Regions from separate parts of the Homo sapiens genome. Here region 2 is linked to region 1. The links are chromatin loops, found by intact Hi-C in ENCODE. Cell type or tissue: heart right ventricle. All regions are shown on one strand. Links, peaks and the distances in the headings refer to the core of each region. The heading gives the core; the rest is flanking DNA. Region 1 has its middle 220 kb from the start of UGT8. Region 2 has its middle 230 kb from the start of ARSJ.

Region 1 (9,541 bases), core at 1,071-9,070:
GGCATGGTGCAGTGGCTCATGCCTATAATCCCAGCAATTTGGGAGGCCAATGCCAGAGGATTGCTTGAGCCCAGGAGTTTAAGGCCAGCCTGGGCTCCGTAGGGAGACCCCGTATCTACAAAAATAAACAATTAGTCGGGTGTGGTGGTGTACGCCTGTGGTCCCAGCTACTTGGAAGGCTGAGTCAGGAGAATCGCTTGGGTGAGGTCAAGGCTGCAACGAGCCATGATCGTGCCACTGCACTCCAGCCTGGGTGACAGAGCAAAAGCCTGTCTCAAAACAACAAAACATGTGAAAGGGATTGAGTTGTTAATTCTTCTGGAGAGTATTGAGGAAGACTTTGCATTAAAAGAATGTGAGATCTGAGTCTTGAAGATGAGTTGAATTTTGAAAGAAGAGTAACAATAAAGGGTTTTCTAGTTCTATATATTCTATATAATATGTATATATAACATGTATATATTTTTGTTGCTTGTATATATGCAAAGGAATGAAAATAGCATCTTCATGGAACAATGAGAAATTTAGTGGTTTGAAAATTCAGCAGGCTTATGAAGAACATTTGTGGGGAATAGATTGAAAAAGTAGACTTAGGGTTCAGATTGTGGGATTATTCTGAATGTCATATTACTTTTGGACTTTATTTTATGGGTCATGAAAAAATACTGACATTTTTAAGTATGAGGACAAGATTTGTGGGTGACAAGCAGTTTGTCTTTCAGCAGTTCAGTCAACGACTGACTGGGTAAGGACGGGGTAAGGAGATGAGGATAATCTAAAAAGAGACAGACTGAGCTGGTTGCTCTGTTAATAAGGAGAAGAGGAAATATAATTAAGAGGGTTTCAGAAAAGTGATCAGTACAACTTGTTGAAATACTGTACATAAGAGAAAAAAGAATCACAGATAACTGTGGGACATGATAGACTAGATATCTTGGGTAAATGGTGATGTCATTTAGTGAGATAAAAAACTAGCAGGAGGAACACATTGGCAAGAGTTATTAAGTAGTGTTCTGTTCAGGTGTAGTTATCTAGTAGAAAGTGACTTTTTAAAAATGGAACTGTTCTGGGTGCTGAAAAATCTATGGTATAGCTCTATGACTGGATTTCTGAAGCATAGTAGAGACGTAGGTTTCAGAGTAAAGATATAAATAGTAAATTCATTAATTTTTATAAGGTAATATCAAGGTGTTAGCTGGAAATAGAGTAACATTTTTTTCCTGGACAATAATTTTTTAAAATTTCACCCTCAAATCACACCCTCTAAATTGGTGGTTCTCATAGCACGGTCATTAGAGCAGCAGCAATTTGGAAGTTGTTAAAAATATAACATATTATACCCCAACCATTACCTAATACATTAGAAACTGGACATCGAGGTCCCAAATCTGTGTTTTCACAAGCTCATCAAGTGATTCTGATTCATACTTGGTGGCACATTGTAATCACCTGGGAACTTTAAAAATACAGTGATGGCTGGACTCACCTCCAATAATTCTGATGTAATCAGGTGTATGGCCTAGGCATCAGGACTGGAAATTTCAGAAGTTTCCCAAGGTAATTGTAATGTGCAAATAGGGCTAGAACCACTGCATTAAAGATTAACAACAAAAAAACAAAATCAAGAGGATTATTTCTCAAACGTTAAAGTGAAAAACCAAAGGGACATTTCTGTTTGTCAAATAAGTTTTATTTTGTGTTTAATTGGCTTGTAATAATTGTATGACTTATGGGGTACACTGTGATGTTTATATATATGTGTATGTGTATATATATATAAACATATATATACATTGTATCAGGGTAGTAAGCAATATCCGTCACCTCAGCCTCTTGTCATTTCTTTGTTGTGAGAACACTCAAAGTCATCTCTTTTAGCTATTTTAAAGTATACAATACATTACTTTTTTATTGTTATCACTCTACTGTGCAATAGAACACCAGAACTTATTCCTTCTATCTAACTGTAATTTTGTTTTAACTAATTTATTTCTATACCCTCACTCTGCACTCTCCCCAGTCCCTGGTAACCACTATTCTACTCTCTACTCCTATGACATCAAGTGTTTTAGATTCCACATATGAATGAGATCGTGCACTATTTATCCTTCTTTGTTTGCCTTATTTCACTTAACATAATGTCCTCTAGGTCCCCCATGTTTTTGTAAATGACAAGATTTTGTTATTTTTGTGGCTGAATAGTATCCCATCGTGTATCACATTTATTTAACACATTCATCTGTTGAGAAACACTTAGGTTGATTCCATATCTTGGGATTGTAAATAGCAGTGCAATAAACATGAAAATGCAGATGTCTTTTTGACATACTAATTCCATTTCCGTTGGCTATATACCCAGTAGTAAAATTATTGGATCATATGGTAGCTTCATTTTAAATTTTTTGAGGAACCTTTATACTGTTGTCCATAATGGCTATACTCCTTTACACCTCCATCAACACTGTGTAGGAGTTCTCCTTTCTCCACACCCTCACCAGCATTTGTTATTTTCTTGTCTTTTTTCATAGTAGCCATTAAAACTAGGTTGAAGTAATAGCTCATTGTGGTTTTGATTTGCATTTCTCTGATAATCAAAGATGTTGAGCATTTTTACATAACTGTTGGCCACTTGTATGACTTCTTTTGAGAAATGTCTATTTGTATCTCATGCTCATTTTTAAATCAGATTATTTGGCTTTTCACTATTGAGTTGTTTGAGTTCCTTATATATTCTGGATATTAGCCCTTGTCGGATGCATATTTTGTAAATATTTTCTCCCATTCTGCATGTTGTCTCTTGACGCTTTGATTATTTCCTTTGCTGTGTAGGAGCTTTTATTTTGATATAATCCCATTTGTCTATTTTTGCGTTTCTGTCCCTATGATTTTGAGGTCTTATTAAGCACTTTTATCCAAAGCAATGTCATGAAGTGTTTTCCCTGTTTTCTTTGAGTAGTTTTATAGTTTTGGGTCTTATATTTAAGTCTTTAATCAATTTTCAATTGATTTTTGTGGTGAGAGATATATGTCTAGCTTTGTTCTTTTAGATATGGATGTGCAGTTTTCTCAGCATCATTTATTGAGAAGACCATCCTTTCCCCAATGTGTGTTTTTTGCACCTATGTTGAAAATCAGTTTGCTATAAATGCACAAATCAGTAGTGTTTCTACATGCCAACAGCAGGCTATCTGAAAAAGAAATCAAGACAGCAATGCAACTAGCAATGGCTACAAAACAAGAAATGGCTAGGGATAAATTTAACCGAGAGGGTAAAAGAGCTCCTCAAAGAAAATTTTAAAATGTTGATGAAATAAATTGAAAAGAACACAAATAAATTGAAAGATAAATTTCATGTTCATGGACTGGAATAATTAATATTGTTAAAATGTTCATATTACCGAAAGTAATCTACAGATTCAGTGCAATCCCCATTAAAATATCAATGATATTTTTCACAGAAATTGAAAAAGAAATCTAATGTGTATATGGAATCACAAAGACCTGAAATAGCCAAAACAAACTTGAACAACAACAACAAAAAAGAACAAAACTGGAGGCAGCACACTACTGACTTTAAAATATTAAATAATTATTATTAATATCGCTTTATTATATTATGTATTAATATTACCTGAAAACATTATTATTAAAATATTATTATCATTACTACAAAGCAAAAATAACCAAAATAGTATGGTATTGGTATAAAAACAGAGACAACAGAACAGAATAGAGGACCCAGAAATAAATCCATCCTATTTTTATTAAGATAAAAATACATATTCTGATACAGAATGTCAGAGGTGTGGCTTAAGAGTCTGCATTTCTAGTCAGCAACTCTTGATCATAGACCACACTTTAAACAGCAAAGCTCTAGGGCACCCTAGTCAGGCATGTATGTCATATCTTCCATAGATGTGAAGAAACAACGGATTGGCTGGGGGATGACTTTTCTGGGATTTTAATTAGCTGCTCAAGAGAAAATATCAGAGATGAGAGTGGGAGCCAAACAAACTTACAAACATACTCAACTTTTAGAAAAGTTTTTGGATTAAAATTATATCCTAAAAGAGTGCTTCAAAAAATTCATTCTTTAAAATAAAATACTGGACTAAACTTATCTGAAGTGTTGAGAGTTAAATTTTTGCAGGTAGGTCCCAAGGGAATCTTGATTATTTTATGCCTGATTACGTTTTACTGGAGAGGTCGTGGGTCTAAGGTTTGAATGTGTCCTACAAAGTTCATGTGTTGGAAACTTAATCCCCAATGCAACAATGTTGAGTGAGACGTGGGACCTTTAAGAGGTGATTAAGTAATGAGAACTCTGCCTTCATGAATAGATTAACGCAATTATTAAGGGAATGAGTTTGTTATGTTGGGAGTGGGTTCCTGATTTTTTAAAAAATGAGTTCAGCACCATTCCTCTCTCTCTCTCTCTCACACACACACACATACACATACACACACACACGCCTTCTTGCTCTTCTGCATTCTACCATGAGATGATGCCACGTCACGAGATGATGAAGGCCCTAGCCAGATGAAGGCCCCTTGACCTTGGACTTTCCAGCCTTTAGAACTATAAGCGATAAATTTCATTTTTTTTTTTTTTGAGATGGAGTCTCGCTCTGTCGCCCAGGCTGGAGTGCAGTGGCGCAATCTCGGCTCACTGCAACTTCCGCCTCCTGAGTTCAGGCAATTATCTGCCTCAGCCTCCCGAGTAGCTGGGATTACAGGCATCCAACACCATGTCCGGCTAATTTTTTGTATTTTTAGTAAAGACAAGGTTTCACCATCTCAGCCAGGCTGGTCTTGAACTCCTGACCTCGTGATCCACCCGCCTCGGCCTCCCAAAGTGCTGGGATTACTGGCGTGAGCCACCACACATGGCCTCTATTCTTTATAAATTACCCAGCTTCAAGTGTTCTGTTATATAGCAACATAAAATGGATTAAGACACCAGTGTAACTTTGACAGCCTTATTAGGCATTATTCCAGAAGAAATAACCCACATGGGTTCTTATTAATCTACTCATTGGTCAATGGGAAAGTATTTTCTATTTGTATGTCTTCACTTATTAGTGAAAGGCAACCTACACATTCAGAACTTTAACACTTTTTTGGGAGAAAGTATCCCCTAAAGAGATTATCTAGTTTTTTAAATCCTTTTTTTAAAATCATTTTCAAAGAAATGTCTCTTTGTGGTTTTAATGGAGGTTCAGTTTAAAATGTGGTAGTCAAAAGAAACCAATTTAGCTGCTTTCTTTGACCAGTGACAACAGTCTAATCATCGCTTGCTTAATTGGCTCTGCAATTTCCTAATTAGCATAGGATTGGCCAGAGCCTGATGTGATAGCTTACCCTTTGGCTCTTAAATTCTAGCTTTTTCTTTATTAATCAAAAGGAAAATCATCATGCATGTTAAAATCATTAAAGAAGAACTCCTTTTATCAAACCTTTAGGCTTCTGAAGTTAGGAGACATCTCTTCTTGTAAATTACGTTCTAGACTTGTTAATTTTTAAGTGAGTGAACTAATCTTTGGTGGAAAATAGGTGAGGGATTAATTAATAGAAGGTGGTAAATGTTAAAGGAATATGGTTCAGAATGAAGTTAGGTACCATGCATTCCTGCTGAGTTAACCTAAAACATAAAGTCATCTTTTATTTTCCCAAGGAAAAGATCCAGAAAGAAGTTTTTTTCACTAACTTTACCATATTAACATCTAATTTTGTATATATAATTGTAAATACTATTTAAAAGGTAAACTGAAACACAATACTATTTTAAAAAATTTATTGCAGCTAACAATGATTCATTAACCGGGCGGCTCCAAACCAGAAGTGATCTGAGAGCTCCACCAAGTGAAATGCAACAGGGAAGCTTTTACAATCCTATCATTGAGGTAAAAGAAAATAAGACATTTGACTGATTACAGTTGTACAGTTGCTTTATTTGGTTTCTTTTCTTAGAAAGTTGCTAATTATAATATGTTAATTGGCTGCTTCTGATTGATTGAGATTGAGTTCTGTTTTTCGTTAATACAGGCATTTACAAGAAACACCTCAGGTTGTTTCACTTATGTTTGCAAATCGAGCAAGGTTGAGGTAACTTATGAGCTCTAATTGGGTTTGTCAGCTCAGGGATTTTTTTCAGGCATGGTCTCCATCTTAATTAACTTCAACAATATCAACTTTTAATATTTACTTCATCAAATAAATTAACATATTTATAATCACAAATTATTATGTAATTACTTTACTACTATAAAAATATACTTTTTCACATTCCTTGAACTATTTTATTTAAGCTTTTGATATGTATTTCCTAAAGTAGTCTTCATCATTAACAGAGCTGCCTGTTGAATCTAATGGCTTTGTCCAGAGCACATTATTTTCTTACTGGTCCACACTTTTTTGAGATAAAGCACTTTCTGGGTCTGTATACAATGTTTTCACTGGAAAATTTATCCTGAGTGTATACATTCACAAAACATTAGCCCATTTGTTTTTATATTTTCCTATGAATATACATCCACTATCTCCTCAACACGACCATTTGCTGCATTGCTTTTTAAATAAATTTTAAACTTGTTTATAACCCAGCACTTGCAATTGTGAAGTCATGTTCATGATAGGAATAAATAAATCTGTATTATAGTTTTAGGGTTTTTTTTCTTTCTCATCAATTCAGTCGATCTCAGTCAATCACTCACTTGATACTAGTATTGACAGATTTTTAGGCTAATGTGTCTTCACTGAACAACAACAATTTGGTTTGGTTAGTCAAAATTAAATAAACTGAGAGAGGATCAGCAATAAGTAAGATTTTGTAAGGATTTGGATATAAAGTAACTATCCCCCTCTTATCTGAGAACAACAACAAACAAATAAACAAAAAACAACTTTGCCTTATTCAAACATGCCGAGCAATCTTAGACTTCAGTTCACAGAAATTTTAGCATTGTTTTGAAGTAGTTTGTACTAATTTTAATCACTTCTGAATTCTATATTCAATTTTTCTTATATCAAAAACTGATTATGATTAACAAGAACTATTATAACATGGAACCCAGGAAATTATCTGAAGATGTTCATATATTATATAAAAAGTGATATATAGATATAGATTTATCTATCTCTCTAGAAAGATAGATGGATAGATAGATAGATAGATAGATAGATAGATAGATAGATAGATCGATAGATAGATAGATACATGGATACCTGGAGATATATATATATACCCACACACACACTCTGTTTTACTACAACAAGGTCCCTGTACAATAGACCCCTCTTCTTTTGCAATAAGGTATTTTTTGGTCAGGAGAAATAAATTTACAGTTATGGTATCTGAAAGCAAAATTAATTCAAAAAGGAGCATTTAATCTTAGGAATTTTCCATTGCCACTGATTCCTAATCCAGAAACTTCTAAATTTGACCATACTTTAAACTATTGTGTTTCCCTGTATATTAACTGGCTTTTGCCATGACAACAAACAAACCCAAAATTTCCGTGGTTCTGTCAATACACACTTTTTATTGTGTGTATTGGGTTAAATCCAGTGGGGGCTACACACCCCACTGGATTTAACCCAGCTCCATGAGTTCTCTCACTCCTGGAATTTTTCTGAGGGAGTCATCATCTGAGACATGATATTCTCCTGGCAGAGAACAACTGTTCAGATGGGACAGAGTCAACCCAGACAAGTCAATTAAAGCTTCTGTTTGAACGGGTGTACGTTACTCCACTCACACTCCATTGGACAAATCAAATGACATGGCTAAGCCCAACACCAGCATCAGTGGGGCAGAGGGTTTATTTCCTGCTTATGAGAAAGCATGGCAAAGGTAAGGAGAAAACATGTAATTGTGAGTGAATAATTTAGCCTATTCTACTCTGTTAATTGATAACTTAATTGATCACTTTTCTGGTTGTCTTGTAATTTTTTGAATTTGTTTAAATATCATTAGAACTAAAATTAATGTCAGTACGTGTGAAGGACACATATTTCTTCTGACTACCTACAATGACCCTGAACTTGGTTGAAGATCACATTTAAAAGTTGAAAGCAGATATTGAATATGTTTTCTGATGTACTTGCAATTTCTTATAATACCATTTATAATGCTTTCTTTTATTCTTTTTAACTTCTCAGAATAATTTTTATGAGTAAAGCTTAGTTTGGAGTTTTTTCTTCCTGTACTATTTCTGTCAGTGCAGCATCCAAGTCTCATTCTTCAGCTCTCCTAGAGATTCTAGGAGATATTTAATTTCCTTTATTATTTCTGCGAAACTAGCTAGACTAAACTCTTTTCTATATATATTCTATGGAATGGATATGTAGCTTCAAGGAAATTAATGTATAAGAAGGTACCTAGCATATGGTATGCACTAAAAAAGTGACATCTTTTTTCAAATTCTGTGATTTCACTCTGAAAATGTTGATATATTAGATTCCTTTAAGAAATACGTTATTTTTTTGGTATGATCCCCTCAATTTCTTAAGAATTCTTTACCCTATTTTTTCTCATTGTTTCTGCAAGATGGGGGGAGGTAGGGAGAAGGAAAGCAATTTTTCTACCACTCTCTGAAGATGTCTCTAAGCCAATTGTTATCTCAGATAATCTAAGCTAACTCCAACTTAAAACATGGTACTTCATTTTTCCTTTAAGTATACTTTTATATATAGCATACATGTTTTTATGTTTTGGTTCATAAACATGAATCCTTTAATATATTATAATATCCTTAAATATAACTACTTCATTTGAATATGAGGGGACTCTAACTCTGAAATCTGTCACCCTGTTATTGTCTGGATTGAGATGGTATTTGGTCTGCCTGGTTGACATTGTGTGTGTCTTCCCTGAAGCTGCATGTTGAAAAAGGTCATGAACCCAAACACTGAAGAGCTGTGCAGCCATGGTACAGAAATAACTGTCCTCCCTGCTAGAGCCTCCAGAGTATGTGGGTTTTGTGAGGGAGGGAAGGGAAATGGAGCACCTGACAGTACATGGACTACCATGTTAGAAATTTACGGAGTCTGCAATTCTCAGATATTCTCTTTAAAATAGATATAACATTTATTTTTACAATTAAAAACTCATTTTATCTAAAATATTCCATATTTTAAAAGATTTTTACATTAGAAAAGAAAGATCAATCATGATTCCATCTCCTAGAAAAAAACCACCATTAGCATTTGGGGCTTATGTATCCTATTTATGTACATTAATTTTATTTCAAAATGATTTTATACTGTACACTTTTTTTCCATTTTTCTTTAGAGTCACTTGCTTACTGAACTGCAAGCATCCCTCATGTAGTAGCTAGTTTAAACACCAGTTCATTAAACATATTGCAAACATACTTTCTCAGTTGGAGTTTTCTTTTTTAACTTGCTTAAGAATACTTAAGAAGCATCTTTTCTTTCTATTGTTCATATTTTTAACCAAATAATGAGATACTGAAAATAGATTTTAAGGAAAATTTATCTAGCAGTGGTAGGCAGGCTTGTTTAAACAGGGAATGCTCAG
Region 2 (9,541 bases), core at 843-8,842, 160 kb before region 1:
CAAACTTGTTAATGGATTCTCCCACTGCTTCACAATCAGCAAATGGTTTACCACCACAAATCTTTTAACATGTACTGCCAAGTCTTTTTAAAAAAATGTCTGCTGCCATCCTGTTGAATATTCACAGTTCTCTTCAGTTCATAGTAATGGTTCTTTGCTTGTTTCATAATCAGCATACCATGAAGTGGCATGTGTGCACTGAAACTGTGATGGAGGCATTCTTTTAATACATAACCAGGATCTTCATTTTTAGCTTTCTGTAGTGTTTTCTATTTTTAATTAACTTCTGTTTAACACTTTCAGCACAGAAGAGACCTTCAACAGTTTATCCTCTGTTGCTTCAAATCATGTATGATGGTCATTTCAACACCATACTCTTCTGAAAGATGTTTTATACTTATACCACTGTTGTTTCTTCAGCAGTTTGACTTTCCGTGCTATAAACATAAATGCTTCCTCCTTCTCTTATCACTGTTATCTACAGAGGTATCTGCAGGCTTTTTTGCCCCTGTATTTTCAACAATAGCTTTATATCACCAAGTAGAGAATAAGCAAAGAAACACAGTGAGGAAAGCACACAGGTCTTGACCTCATGTGGAGAATTATGGGAAACTTGCCATTGGTGTGTCCAGTCTGCACCCACACCTTTTGTGGGTGTGCTTGCATGGGGGAATCTAGGCATGTGCAGAAAAGATATACTGCAATTGAACAGGACTGGGAGGGTCTTTGGTCCCTTGGGGATGTTGAATAAACTGTGTTTTATGCCTGCCTCTGACATGACCTATCACATGTAATCAGGTGTGAAATTTGTGACTTGTAGCATTATGCTGACACTCAAAAAGTTGTGAATTTTGGAGCATTTCTGATTTTGGGTTTTCAGATTTAGAAATATTCAAGCTGTATATAAGTATAAAGGTAGATAAAAGATTCAATTTATGCTTTCTTATTTTTCCTAAAAAATAAACAGAAAAAAACTCAACAGAATTGTCAACTATCTTATAAAAGAAACATTTATTGAATAAAACACATTGTGTCCCAGGCAAAACTGATAAAGAGAAACTAATCTCTGGAAATAACTTGGTAAAGTTACTGTTATTTCAAATAAATAGAAAATTCTGGATTTCTACAGAAAAAAAAAAACCTCACGATAACTTGGCAACTCATGATAAAGACAAAATCAGGCTGGCCACAGCCTTACTTCTTCAGTGCTAGAAGATAGTGGCACATGCAGCAAATAACTGATAATCTAATTGTGTAACTAGAAAAGCTGTTTAAATATAAGAATGACAAACATGAAACACAAAAGAAGTTGAGAAATTTAGTTTACTTGAATCATTATTGAAAATTAAAACTACTCGATGCCATAATCTATTTAATCAGAAGTTGCATCAAAATAAATAACTGGAATGGAGAAGCCATGATATAACGGAGAGGTGAAAAGAGGTGAAAATGCCTTGATGATTTTTAACTACAGAATAAAGGTCAAACTTGTAGGAATTCTGGTTATGGAAAAGACTATTGTATTGTTAACATTAAAATGTAAAAATAATAATTTGAAAATGAGAGTGTGAGAAGACTAGAAAAAAAGCAAGCATAATGTAATCAATTTATTTTATTTCAATTCAAGAATTAAAAGGAACTATAACTTATATCTAAATATATAGATAATAGCTAAGTATGTTAGCCAGAATTATAAAAGGAAATACTGAAAGGACTGAAACCAGCCTCTAAGTGCTGACAAGGAACCAGCATACTTTGGATGCCTGGGACCACTGAGGACAATAGAGATCTGGATATTGTGCCTGAGGAGAAAAGCATGTTTTCCACAAGTGTCCCCTATGGACATCTTCCAACATTTTCTTATTCTGTTTAGTAGTTTTGATTTCTGCAGTATTGATGTCAATAGTAGTAATTGGAATTTTCTAAGTGTAAATAAATATCAATATATTCTTAGCTGCAAGTAATAGAAACAAAATCCCAGTTCAATAGGTTTAGACCATGAGGAAAATTAGTTTTGTCACCCAAAAAGATCTTACAGACAGATATCTAAGGTTGTTTAGTTCAGCAGCACAAGGACCTGGGTCCTGCGACCTTTCATCTCTGCCTGTCAGTGTGTAGCTTCCTTCCAGCTAGCTCTACTCATTGTCATGCGATGACTGCAGTTTAATGTGTCACCCATTATATTACTATCACATTAATATACACAGGCCACACACAGGGAGATAATTTTCTCCTTAGTATTTCTTTTGAAATTGAGAAAAATATTTTCCTCAAATATTCTCAGCAAATTTCTCCTACTGTCGCATTGACTATAATTATGTCACATACCTACACCAAAACCAGTAACCTAGAAGGCAGATGGAATTCCCATGATTGGCTTATACTGACAGTACATCACCATGAGTAACAGGAAAATAGGAGGGTATTAAATAGACGTGTGATTTTTCAGCAAATAAGAATGGTGAGACTATCCATTGGTAGACAATTAGCAGTGACTTCACATGTTGTCATTAAAGAAAATTAGTTTTATCTATTCTTGGCCATAATGTATAAAAGTAATGTTTTTACCTGATTCTAAAAATTTGCTAAGACATCCAAAAGGTATTGAATAAAAATGGTGATGGCAAGCATCCTTAGTTCATTCTATTTGTAATGACTTGAGCACTTAACCACTTTGAATGAGCTTTGCTAGATTTTTGCTTCATAATATTTAAGAAGTTTTATTCAATGCATACTTTATCAAAAGTACAAGCTTCTAATAAAGTAGAAAACAGGAGCAACAAAAATGGCATAAAGAATAAATAAATTAAAAATAAGAATTCTTGAAAGACTATTATAATAATTTTGTCTTGCTCCAAATAACGGGAAGGGACAAGACATACTTGAATACATTGGAAGACACTCCTAATATTTGGATAATAATTTTTCCTGTTGTAAAGATGTGAATTATTTCTAAATTAATTTGTAAAATATGCCATCCCAATAAAAACAAGACATTTTTAAATTTATATGATTATATATTAATATAATGGCCAACTGGAATGATATACATGGAAGAATAGTCAGGAGACCTGCAAAGCTGAGTGCGGAGCAGGATAGAGTTAGCTGTGCCAGAGAATAACGCTAGAAGTAGGGCTTTAGCCACTAAAGTAGGATGACGCTTGTTTTTGATTAGATAGACAGAAAAATGGAACAGAAACATGTCTAAAGACACATGGACATGTAGAATATTTAAAAATTGCCATTTTATTCCAGAGATGTAAAGGTGAGTTATTTAACAAGTGTAAAATAAATGTAAAGATTGATAGATATTAGATAAAATATAAGCAGATTACTTACTTTCATATCTGTGAATAATTTCTGAAAGAGGAAAGATGTAAATATTCAAAATGAGAGACCATAACATACTGGAAAAGGCTAGTGTTCAATTTTTTAAATAGTTTTGCAGGAAGAGATGTAATTTCTAAGTATGTCCCCAAATCTCAGATTCACAAAGATAACAATGAACAAATTATACAAAATATTTTTAATTATATAAGCCAATGAAATCTTATAAGGTTTTACATAAGTCAAAAGACAACTGAAAAATTAGAAAAAAATGTTGCCATTCACTTGACAGAAAAGAAGTGTCAACATACAGCTTTGAAAAGTTAAAAAGATGACTTATATACAAATAGATAAACATGTCTCAAATATATAGTTAGCTTGTTAATGAACTAACCAAGTGTTAAAAAATTCTATTTTGACATTTGGTAATTTTCTTAGTATAAAATGAACTCTTGAAAATAAAAAGAAAAGACCCTTTGAAAACATATGCAAGGGACATACAAGAAAGTTGACAAAACAAAGTAACAATATTTAACAACTATATTAAAAAATTTTAACCTCATTTATAATTAAGAAAATAAATAGGGACAAAGAATAAAGGCAACAAAGTCACTAAAATATGAATTTCACAGAAACTTAGACACATTTTATTATCTACAACATTTTAAAAGTAATTGGTCTGGTAAAACCCCGTCTCTACTAAAAATACAAAAAATTAGCCAGGCGTGGTGGTGGGCACCTGTAGTCCCAGCTACTTGGGAGGCTGAGGCAGGAGAATGGTGTGAACCCCGGAGGCGGAGCTTACAGTGAGCCAAGATCTCACCACTGCACTCCAGCCTGGGCCACAGAGAGACTCTGTCTCAAACAAACAAAAAAAAAAGTAATTGGTCAACTCCCTGGACAGCTGACTTGAAGAAAACTTGTAAAATTGATTATTCTAAGTAAACTTTCTTTAACGTTTCTATTTCTAGACCTCTCCATTATGTTTCTTTATATTGCAAGTGTCTGCAGAAACACTTTACTAATGTAACACTGTTATTTCAGACTTTTTAAGCTTTAAAAGGATTCTTGGAACTGTTGCTGTCATACGCTAAATAATAATTATCAACATCTTTACTTTCATTTCTTGTGTAAAATAAAATCATTCCCAGTAATACTTTATTTTAATTTGCTGAAGATAAAGATTGATGTGAATAAACATTGGTTTGTGAAAATATTTGTTATCTAATCTATTTTAGTTTATGAGAATTTATAAAAAAAAATAAAATTACCACACATAAAAACAAATAACCACACATACTTATATTCTGTTCACAGGATCTGTAAATCTTCCACTGAACCTCAAATTAATTATAAATTGTAAAAGTTTTTTTCTGTTACTTTTCTAGTTAAATCAAAACACATTCATAAACAAAGGAAGACAATAAAAGTGTACTTAAAGTTATGGTTGTTATTATAAGCATTGCAGACATAGGCATTCAGCAATATCTTCATTGTATTTAGACATCTGTTTAATAACAATGTCAAAACTTGGTCATAGTTTTCCCAATGGTATTAACAAACTGAAGACTTTCTAAAGGAAAGAGCTACATTGACCTAAAAGACAATCTTTATGCAAAAGTTGAGGCTACAGCAATTAAGAAACTAGAGATATAAAGAGATGTTTCATAGTTAAACATAGATTTTTTTCTGTCTCCTCATTCTTTCTCCTTCATTTTTGGAGAAGTTCTAAAAAGTGGAATTACAAGAACAAAAGTTGTGCACCCTTACATTTTTATATGTTACTGTTTCTTAGCCTTCATTCTCCTAATTGTCAGGCATGAGACGAAGGCTTGGGTGCACATGATTAATTTGGAAATATAATCCGAGGAAGCAGGAATGCAGGACAGGATAGTAAAACAAAGAGGAAAAGTGTGTTAATTCATTCTTGCGTTGCTACAAAGAAATACCTGAGACTGAGTAATTTATAAAGAAAGGAGGTTTAATTAATTCACAGTTCTGCAAACTGTCAGGGAGTATGGCGCTGGCATCTGCTTGGCTTCTTGTGGGGCCTCAGAATGCTTCCAATCATGGTGGAAGGCAAAGGAAGAGCAGATGTCTCATACTGTGAGAGCAGGAGCGAGAGAGAGAGAGTGGGGAAGTGCCACGCACTTTATACAGCCAGATCTCAAAAGAACTCACCACCACGGAGGACATCACTAGGCCATGATAGACCCACTCACATGATCAAAACACCTCCCACCAGGTCCCACCTCCAACACTGGGGAATACATCTCAGTACAAGATTTGGAAGGGGCATCCAAACTATATCAAAAGGAAATGTATATCAAAAGGAAAACTGTATCAAAAGGAAATAAGAATATATTATTCAGAGGCACCACTTCAATCTCTGGTGCTAGATCTGCTAGCAACCGTATGATAAAATGTAGGAAATGATTCTCAGTGCTTTCTCCCATGGCATAAATTTGCTTCTTTCCCCATTAGTTAAGGGTGGCCCTTCAGATTTTAACTCCCTCTCACTTGCAGACTTCGCAGAGAAGGATGCCTTTGAAAACCCTCACCTGGTCATCACAGAAGCTCATATCTCAAAGCAAGAAAGATGCAGTAAAGCCAGATGTAAAAGGTTGTTAACTGTACCTGAACAAAACTAGCAGTGGTATCAAAAGTGACAGGTGGGGTTGAGAGGAATTTCTGGTGACATAGAAAAGTCCAATAAAATTGCCAACTTTGCCTTCAATGAAGTTATTCTAATTCAGATTTCCACCAGCAGAGTATGTTAACATCTGTACACGTACACATGCATGTGCATACACACACAGAGAGAGAGAGAGAGTAGTATTATTGTCTTAGTTTTGTGCTGCTATTACAGAATATGAGATTGGGTAATTTCTAAAGAACAGAAATCCATTTATTTCCTCTCAATTCTGGAGACTGGGAATTTCAAAACCAAGGCACTGGTATCTGGTCAGGGCATTCTTCTTGTGTTATACATGGCAGAAGGCATCACATGAGTGAGAGGGAGTAACAGGGGGCCCAACTGTCCTTTTATAAGAAACCCACTCCCATGATAACAAAGACATCCCATGATTACTGGTATTAATTCATTCATGAGGGTGGTGCCTTCGTGACTCAAAACACCTCCTGTTAGACCTCACCTTCTAATATACCACATTCAGGATCAAGTTTCCAGTACATAAACTTTAGGGGACACATTCAAACCATATCAATTATTCTTCTTAATCTTGGGATGATTGAGAAATATGGATCTTATTCTTCTAATTAATGTGAGATTTTTAAGTGTTAGTAGTCCTTTACCATTTAAATGATCTTTACTCAAAATAGTAACTATGGCTACTGAGAATACTGTTGGTTAATGTTCACTGCTTACAAGACAGGAGGCAAACTTAACTATAAACAATAGTCTATTTTTGCTGTCAGCCCATTATGAGGAATTATCACTAAGGTACATTTTCAAACGAATTAGATTCTTTCTTAAGATAGTTTCATCAAGAAGAAAATAGAATGAGTTTAAGATAATAGATTATCAGCTTATATTGAAATCCTGGCTCCTGCTCCAAGATGGCCAAATAGATGCAACCAGAGGGAACATCTCCCATTGAGGGGCTGGGACATCATGAAGACTTGCCACTCCTAGCAGATCTTCAGAGGAAAGGCACTGAGAGCAAGGAGGGAAGACAGATGCTAAGCTGAAGGGGGAGGAAGCTGGGTACCCTGCCCAGGGCTACTGTGCACCACCACTCATTCCTGGCTTCCAGGGACTCCTGCAGATGGTGTGAGTTGAGTGAGCAAGGAGCAAGCTGCTGTCCTCACTGGCCTCTGGAATCTCAGCAGGAAGAGACCCTTTGACCACCATGGAAACTTGACTTGGTAGGGAGTGCTGCTTAGATAAGTGGTATGGGCACAACTTCAGCCAGTGTGGAACCCAGTGGTGGAGCATGGCCAGGGATGCCCATCCCCCTAGCCTCGACTTGCTGTCATTGGAGACTTTAGCCCTAGAGGAACTGTAGGGCCTGAACTCTGCAAGTCAGTCTTGCCCATGAGAGGAGGCCAGTCCAACTTGAGCACCCCCAGTCGGCTGGCCTCTCTCAGGGCCCAAGCCTGACTGCACCTAGTACAGAGACCAGGAACCTCCTTGGGGCCCCAAGCTCTTGTGCTGGTGGACCTTGCCTGAGCTCTGCAGTAGAGCAGCCCGCAGGCATGCACCAGTTGGCCTGGGCCCTCCCCACACTGCAGCCTCCCCTGTGCTGTGGTTTAATCTTCATGCACTCGCCTATGGCCACCCCCTACATTGCTTTGCTGGTGTGTGTGTGCGTGGGCAGACCTTGCCTTCTCTTTCCCACCACTGTGCATGAGCCACCTACACCCTATGGTGCCACTGCTGTGGGCCTGAGTGTACCCAACCCCCACTGCCCACTGCACTGCTGTTGTCCTTGGCAACAGGGAGCCCTCCAGCCCTTTCCTCACCAGTGCACAGGCTCTGTGCCAACACTGCCACCTGCAAGTCATGAAACTATGCATGGAGAACAGTGGACCTGTCCCTGCCCTGAGCAGTTATCACGGCCAGCATGAACATCCACAGAGGGCACACACAGTCCTGCACACACCAGCGACCCGCGCCTGTGCTAACATCACCACTGGAGTGAAGGCATGCACAGTCCCTGGTGGGGCCTCACAATGCCTGTAGCCCTTCTGCCACTGCCACTGCTGCGAATGCCCACATGGAAGCCAGCACCCGGCACCTGCTAGCACCCAGCCATAGCCCAAAAGCATGCACCCTGCCACACTGCCTATGCTGCTGCTGCTGACAGGTGGGAAGGAGGAGGGATCCCACTGCCACCGCCCTACGAAGTACTTTGAGCTGAACTGAAGGAGACTGAGACACAAAAAAACATTCAAGAGACCCACAAATCCAGGAGCTAGTTTTTTGAAAAACTAGATGGACCACTAGCTAGACTAATAAAAAAGAAAAGAGAGAGGATCCAAATAAACACAATTAGGAACAACAAAGGGGATAATACCACTGTCACCACAGAAATACAAATAACCAGCAGAGACGACTATGAACACCTCTTTGCATACAAACTAGAAAATCTAGAAGAACTGGATAAATTTCTGAACACATACACCCTCCCAAGACTGAACGAGGAATAAACTGATTCCCTGAACAGACCCATAACAACTCCAATATTGAATCAGTAATAAACAGCCTACCAACGAAAAGAAGCCCAGGACCAGACAGATTTGCAGCTGAATACCCGATATATATACCAGATACAAAGGAAGATGTGGTACCATTCCTACTGAAACTATTCCAAAAAATTGAGGAGAGACTTCTCCCCAACTCATTCTATGAGGTTAGCATCTTCCTGATTCCAAAACAAGGCAGAGACACAGAAAAAAAAAAAGAAAAAGAAAAAAAAAGAAAACTTCAGACCAATATCCTTGAATACTGATGCAAAAATCTTCAACAGAATACCAGCAAACCAAATCCAGCAGGACATCAAAAGGCTAATCCAGCACAATCCAGTAAACTTTATTAGTGGGATGCTAGGTTGGTTCAACATATGCAAATCAATAAATATGATTCAACACGTAAACACACAAAGTCACATGATTATTTCAAGAGACAGAATAGCTTTCAATAAAATTCAATATTTCTTCATGTTAAAAACCTCTCAGTAAACTAGGTATAGACAGAACATACCTCAAAATATTAATAATAAGAGTCATTTATGACAAACCCACAGCCACCATCATGCTGAATGGCAAAAGCTGGAGGCATTTCCCTTGAAAACCAGCACAAGACAAAGATGTCTTCTCTTGCCACTCCTATTCAACGTAGTATTGGAAGTCCTGGCCAGAGCAATCAGGCAAGAGAAAGAAAGGCATCCAAATAGGAAGAGAGGAAGTCAAACTATCCCTGTTTGCAGATGACATAATTCTGTATTGAGAAAACCTTATGGTTTTGGCCCAAAAGCTCCTTAAACTGATTAACATCCTCAGCAGAGTTTCAGGATACAAAATCAGTGAACAAAATTCCCTAGCATTCCTGTATACCAACTACCACCAAGCTGAGAGTCAAATCAGGAAAGGAATTCCATTCACAATTGCCACAAAAAGTAAATAATACCTAGGCATACAGCTAACAAGGGAGGCAAAAGATCTTTACAGTGAGAATTACAAAACACTGCTC

Evidence for each region. A loop is a pair of places that touch in the nucleus more often than their neighbours do. Peaks named below come from ENCODE experiments on the same cell type or tissue, not always from the same donor. Only the 100,000 strongest peaks of a DNase experiment are listed, where the experiment ranks them.
Region 2: it touches region 1 in a loop (2.9-fold over the local background); 17 of 110 quality-filtered maps call a loop at or near these places.

Annotation. Positions count from the first base shown.
Region 1 is chr4:114,372,645-114,382,185 of GRCh38, forward strand. No RefSeq gene overlaps it. Among named protein-coding and RNA genes, the nearest start is that of UGT8, 220 kb to the right of the region's middle. In heart right ventricle, for the core only: a CTCF peak has its summit at 5,860; no DNase peak of the experiment used is centred there.
Region 2 is chr4:114,209,605-114,219,145 of GRCh38, forward strand. No RefSeq gene overlaps it. Among named protein-coding and RNA genes, the nearest start is that of ARSJ, 230 kb to the left of the region's middle. In heart right ventricle, for the core only: no CTCF peak of the experiment used is centred there; no DNase peak of the experiment used is centred there.